Regions from separate parts of the Homo sapiens genome. Here region 1 is linked to region 2. The links are chromatin contacts, found by Hi-C or POLR2A ChIA-PET in ENCODE. All regions are on one chromosome and are shown on one strand. Each heading gives the region's core, a stretch centred on a gene start or an enhancer-like site at or near the end of the contact. The rest is flanking DNA. Distances are from core to core; before and after follow the strand shown. Region 1 holds the start of CCDC124 (coiled-coil domain containing 124). Region 2 overlaps NWD1 (NACHT and WD repeat domain containing 1).

Region 1 (2,858 bases), core at 308-2,807, 1.2 Mb after region 2:
CCAAAGTGCTAGGATTACAGGCGTGAGCCACCATGCCTGGCCTTTATTAGTATTTTTTAAGAGAGGTTCCTTCACCCAGGCTGGCTGGAGTGCAGTGGCGCTATCATACCTCACTGCACCCTCCAACTTCTGGGCTCAAGTGATTCTCTTGAATGGGAGGATGAGCATGCCACCACGCCCAGCTAATGTTTTTATCTTCTGTCGAGATGGGGTCTCATAATGTTGCCCAGGCTGCTTTCAAACACCTGGCCTCAAGCGATCCTCCCACCTTAGCCTTCCAAAGGGTTGGGATCACAGGCATGTGCCACTGCGACCAGCCAGGATAATAATCTTTCATGTGATTTTCCGACTTTAAGCCCCCTGCACCCAGAGACCTTTCTGTCTCATGCCTGAAGGGAAGGAACTGGCCACGGAAAAACCTGGGAAATTCCTGGGGGAACTCCCTGAGGCAAGACTGCGCCTGGCAATTTGTAAGAAGGGGGCTGGTGCGACCTGAGCAGAGAGCTAATGGGAGGGTGAGGGAAGCCAAGGGAGATGGGGTGGGAGGTGGGAGGAGTCTTGCGGGACAATGGGAACCCAGGGGAGGCGTTAGAGCAGGGGAGGTGCATCGCGCACTGGGATTTAGGTCCCAGCAAGGTCGCTGGGGGGATGCCTTTTAGGGAATGGACTCTGTGGTCAACTACTCCTACCTGAACTGCCCCCAAAGCATTTGCTTTTCCCTCTCCACAGTCAGGACCAGTGTAACCTTAGACCCCTAATACTGCCATTTTTACTGTTGAGAACACCGAGAAGTAGTAAATGCAGAAAATCTAAAGTATAGTGCCTAAGACAAATTGGCGCCTCAAACCTAATTTCTAAATAAAATTAATAAATAATATTGCAGAAGTGGGGAGCAGGTCAGCAATCCAGGAAGAGGCACTGGCAGGAGCAAGAGACGGAATTTGAGCCTACTCGCGGTTATGAGCCTACTCGCGGTTACATTTTGGCCAAACTCAATTCCTGGTCTCTCTGAGCCTCGGTTTCCCTACCTGGACTGCGCGGTGTGTGTTAATTTCTCTGCCCCATTTATCTCCCCTCTCCTAGCCCCGCCCCAGCGTCACCAGTGGGACGCAGAGACTCAGGACTAGGAAAGCACTTTTAAAGCGTTAAGGGATTGCGAAGAGCTACGGAGAGGCTTCCTCAGGGCTATACTGGGTCCACCTCCCCTCATGGACCGCGGGCGCGCTCTGGCGGCCGGGCCGCTCCAGGCTGAAGCCGCCGGACCACGTGTGTAGTCGCAGCTGCCATCTTTCATCCGGGCATCGGCCATCTTGGTAAAGGCAATGTTCTAGATTTTCGCCTCTGCCCGCCCCTCCTGGTTCATCAACATATTAAATGAGCGTAGGGAATGAGGGCGTATTAAGTGTCCTCTTTTTGAAGAGACAAAGAAGTGGCTGACTACCCTGGCTTGGGTCCGAGGCCCAGCCATCTTTTTCTTTACCAAAATGGCGGCGGTACTGAGGCGCAATGAGTGCGCGCCGCCAGGAGCTCAGCGCGCAGGCCCCATGATGACGTCACGGAGGCGCGACCGGGCCGGCGCTGGGGTAAGAAGGTAGGAGCGTCTGCGGCGCGGGCGGAACCCGGGTTCGGGGAGCAGAGGCGCGGGGCGGGGGCTGCTTGGCCTGGGACCATCCCCTGGGAAGGCTGGAGGAGGGGTGCTGGGAGGCAGGAGCACTTCTGGCGTCCAGTCTGAACCGCACCTAGTTGGGGGCGATGCCCATTTCCAGACTAGACGATTGAAGCCCGACGCGACAGCATGTTCGAGGCCACCTGGCCCCGGACTGCCCCTAGGCAGCTTCTGGTCTCGAGAGGGACAGAGTTGGGCGCGGACTCCCCCGGCCTCTTGTAGGGGGATTAGTGGTGGGGGACTTCAAAAGGGATAGCCGGGAGGGCTGCTTAGAGGAGGCATTGTTGAATTTTGTATTCTGTTATTTTACCTTCACATCCGTGGGGTCTTAATCCCCATGGGTCTTGATTCGCTTCTAAGTGTGCCCCTCGCCCAGCCTGAGCCACTCCCTGGGTACCGCCTGGGCTCCCAGCTCCTGCCATCTGGGGAGTCCACCTCCTCACTAACCCCAGAGGGCTTGTGTGACCCATAGATTGGGCTTCCCGGCTCTAACGCCCTCCACACCTTCCCATCTCCCTGGAATACAAATCGCCCCCTTTTCCAGCCTACCTCCTGCATCCCGCGTGCAGGCTGCGCTCTCCCCCACTCATTCAGACTTTTCCTTAGATGTCTCCTTTAGGAAGCCCTTTGACCCAGGCTGGGTCAGAAGCCCTCTCCGGGCTTCCCCGGCGCCCTGCGTGTCCTTATTAGGACTCTGATTGCATGTGTTGGCTCTTCTCTGGGAGTCCCATGCAGGCAGAAAGCTCATTTGTGCCACCTCTTTCCCCAGCATCGCACACGTATTAGGTGCCCAGTACATATTTATTGAATGACGTGTGCAAGTGAGTGAGTGTTTACTACACAGAGAAAAGTGTCTGTATTTCCAGCTTGGGCTGTCATAACTAATACCACAGACTGGGTGGCTTAAACAGCAGAAATTGCCAGGCACTGTGGCTCACACCTGTAATCCAGGCACTTTGAGAGGCCGAGGCAAGCGGATCACTTGAGGTCAAGAGTTTGAGACCAGCCTGGCCAACATAGTGAAACCCCGTCTCTACTAAAAATACAAAAATCAGATAGGCATGGTGGCACATGCCAACATGGTGAAACCCCATCTCTATAAAAATACAAAAATTAGCCGGGCGTGGTGGCAGGTGCCTGTAATCCTAGCTGCTTGGGAGGCTGAAACAGGAGAATTGCTTGAACCGGGTGG
Region 2 (2,862 bases), core at 201-2,700:
AAAAGAAAAAGTGAAAAAGTGCAGTGGTGTGATCTCACAGCTCACTGCAACCTTGAGCTTCTGGGCTCAAGGGATCCTCCTGTCTCAGCCTTCTGAGGAGCTGAAACTACAGACATGCAGCGCTATCCCTGGCTAACCGGGGATGTTTCTGCCTGCACATTTCCCTGTGGAAACTGATGAACATCTTTGGAGTCTCAGCTTAACTTGAGGGCTGCCTCCTTGCTGCTTATGAGAATGATTCATTGCACCAAAGTCCCATTTGGTTAAAAGATGAGGCCGGGCACAGTGGCTAACACCTGTATTCCCAGTGCTTTGGGAGGCCAAGGCAGGAGGATTGCTGGAGGCCAGGAGTTTGATACCGGTCTGGGTAATATAACAAGATCCCGTCTCTATAAAATTAAAAAAATGAGCTGGGTGTGGTGACGCCCACCTGTAGTCCCAGCTACTGGGGAGGCTGAGGTGGGAGGATCACTTGAACCCAGGAGTTTGAGGCTGCAGTGAGCTGTGATGGAGCCACTGCACTCTAGCCTGGGTGCCAGATTGGGATGCTGTCTTTAAAAAAAAAAAAATCTGGGCCGGGCGAAGTGGCTCATGCCTGTAATCCCAGCACTTTGGGAGGCCAAGGCGGGTAGATCACCTGAGGCCAGGAGTTCGAGACCAGCCTGGCCAACATGGTGAAACCCCCTCTCTACTAAAAATACAAAAATTACCCAGATGTGGTGACACGCACCTGTAATCCCAGCTACTCGGGAGGCTGGGGCAGGAGAATTGCTTGAACCTGGGAGGTGGTGGTTGCAGTGAGCCGAGATAACGCCACTGCACTCCAGCCTAGGCAACAGAATGAGATTCTGTCTCAAAAAAAAAAAAAAAATCAAGTGGCTCTTTGGGTAAAAAAGAAAAGAAAAGGAAAAAGATGCATGATCGTTATGGTTTGTATATTTATTACTAAGAAAGAAGCAGTGCTGGAAATTCCACTCTGCCCACCATTGATCATGAGACATAGTTCAATGTCAAAGGCACTATGGAAGCATCAGCACTGAGAGCTGATGAAATGGTCAAGCTTTTCTGTTTAATGCCCATGCCCGTCCTCTGACGCGGATGCTGTCAACATCCTCCACACGCACATCGGGAGACGGCGGTCCCTCCAGAAGCACAAGCTCCTTCCAGAGGCTGGCTCCTGACCCCTTTTCCTTTCCTGCTCCTCTAACTCATTGTTCCTCCCCCTTTCTTCCTCCAGTCACATTGAGTACTGCTGGCCTCTCACCACTTGTCTTAAGAATCTATGTGTCTTTCTCTCGGTGCTAAAGAATTCAGGGAGGCAGGGACTGTTCCGAGTTGTCTTTGTCTCCCTGTCACCCCAGCCTTCCACAGGGTCAGCTTTGCCTACCTGAACTGAGCTGTTCTGCCCAGCCTCCCCATGGCGAGCAGGCACAAATGAACTGCAAGCGTGCGGTTGCCAAGGAGACCTTGGTACGTCCAGTGCTGGCCAAACTAAACACCCTCCTTTGCAAGGAAAGCTTTGTGAACAAGTGTGGACACGTCCTTGCTTTCAAAGCAACAGTTTGAAAATGGCCAAGTTCCTTTTTTAAAAAAGCTTTTCTGTCAGGGCGAGGTGGCTCATGCCTGTAATCCCAGCACTCTGGGAGGCCGAGACAGGCAGATCACGAGGTCAGGAGATTGAGACCATCCTGGCTAACACGGTGAAACCCCATCTCTACTAAAAAATGCAAAAAATTAGCCGGGCATGTAGTCCCAGCTACTCCGGAGGCTGAGGCAGGAGAATGGCGTGAACCCGGGAGGCGGAGCTTGCAGTGAGCCAAGATTGCGCCACTGCACTCCAGCCTGGGTGATAGAGCAAGACTCCATCTCAAAAAAAAAAAAAAGATTTTCTTTCTTTTTTTTTTTCTTTTTTCTTTTTCTGTTTTTCTTGCAACAGGGTGTCGCTCTGTCACCCAGGCTGGAGTGCAGGCATGCAATCACAGCTCACTGCAGCTTTCTGGGCTCAGGTGATCCTCCTGTCTCAGCCTCTCAAGTATCTGAGACTACAGGCACACACCACTACACCTGGCTATTTATTTATTTATTTATTTATTTATTTATTGTAGACACAATGTCTCCCTATATTGTTCAGGCTGGTCTCAAACTCCCGGCCTCAAGAGATCCTCCTCCCTCAGCCTCCCATAGTGCTGGGATTATAGGGGTAAGCCACTTTGCCCTGCCTCTGTTCTAATTTTTTTATTTTAATTAACTTGCTTTTTTATTTCTTAATTTTTATTTTTTTAGAGATGAGGTCTTGCTACATTGCCCAACCTGGTCTTGAACTCCTGGGTTCAAGCAATCCTCATGCTTCAGCCTCCAGAGTAGCTGGGATTATAGGCACATGCCACCGTGCCCGACTAAATGTTTATAAATAAACTTCTGAATTTGGAATTTAGGCTTACAGGAAACGCATGGACAGTACGGAGTTCCCATACACCCCACACTCTGTGTCTCCTAACGTTTTACCTAACCACAGCACAACCAACTATGTTGTTACAACTATGAAATGAACTTTGAGGACAGGTGCAGTAGCTCGTGCCTGTAATCCTAACATTTTGGGAGGCTGAGGCAGACAGTTCACTTGAGATCAGGAGTTTGAGACCAGCCTGGCCAACATAGCAAAACTTTATCTCTAATAAAGATACAAAAAAATTAGCCAGGCGTGGTGGTGCACGCCTGTAATCCCAGCTACTCGGGAGGCTGAGGCAGGAGAATTGCTTGAACTCGGGAGGCGGAGGTTGTGGTGAGCTGAGAGTGCACCACTAAGCTCCAGCCTGGGTGACAGAGCAAGACTCTGTCCCCCTGACCAAAAAAAAAAAGAAA

The links. A loop is a pair of places that touch in the nucleus more often than their neighbours do. ChIA-PET counts read pairs that join two places held with the same protein, here RNA polymerase II (POLR2A).
Region 1: a map of breast epithelium shows a loop between it and region 2 (20-fold over the local background). The contact joins the promoter of CCDC124 here to the enhancer-like site in region 2. A Hi-C loop is called at or near these places in 1 of 168 maps with a recorded cell type or tissue (breast epithelium). POLR2A ChIA-PET finds 5 or more read pairs at or near these places in 1 of 52 experiments (AG04450).

The regions. Positions count from the first base shown.
Region 1 is chr19:17,931,458-17,934,315 of GRCh38, forward strand. It overlaps CCDC124 (coiled-coil domain containing 124), which reads left to right and starts at 1,558. Exons shown (of 5, transcript NM_001136203.2): 1 at 1,558-1,591. RefSeq lists enhancers at 636-1,174, 1,321-1,380, 1,401-1,590 and a silencer at 1,671-1,720.
Region 2 is chr19:16,732,666-16,735,527 of GRCh38, forward strand. The region is part of intron 3 of NWD1 (NACHT and WD repeat domain containing 1); the gene reads left to right. Among named protein-coding and RNA genes, the nearest start is that of NWD1, 14 kb to the left of the region's middle. Within about 2 kb of position 1,451, at least 19 of the 41 ENCODE cell types and tissues checked have a DNase peak (open chromatin) inside an H3K27ac peak, as active enhancers do; they include breast epithelium, where a contact is called at or near this core.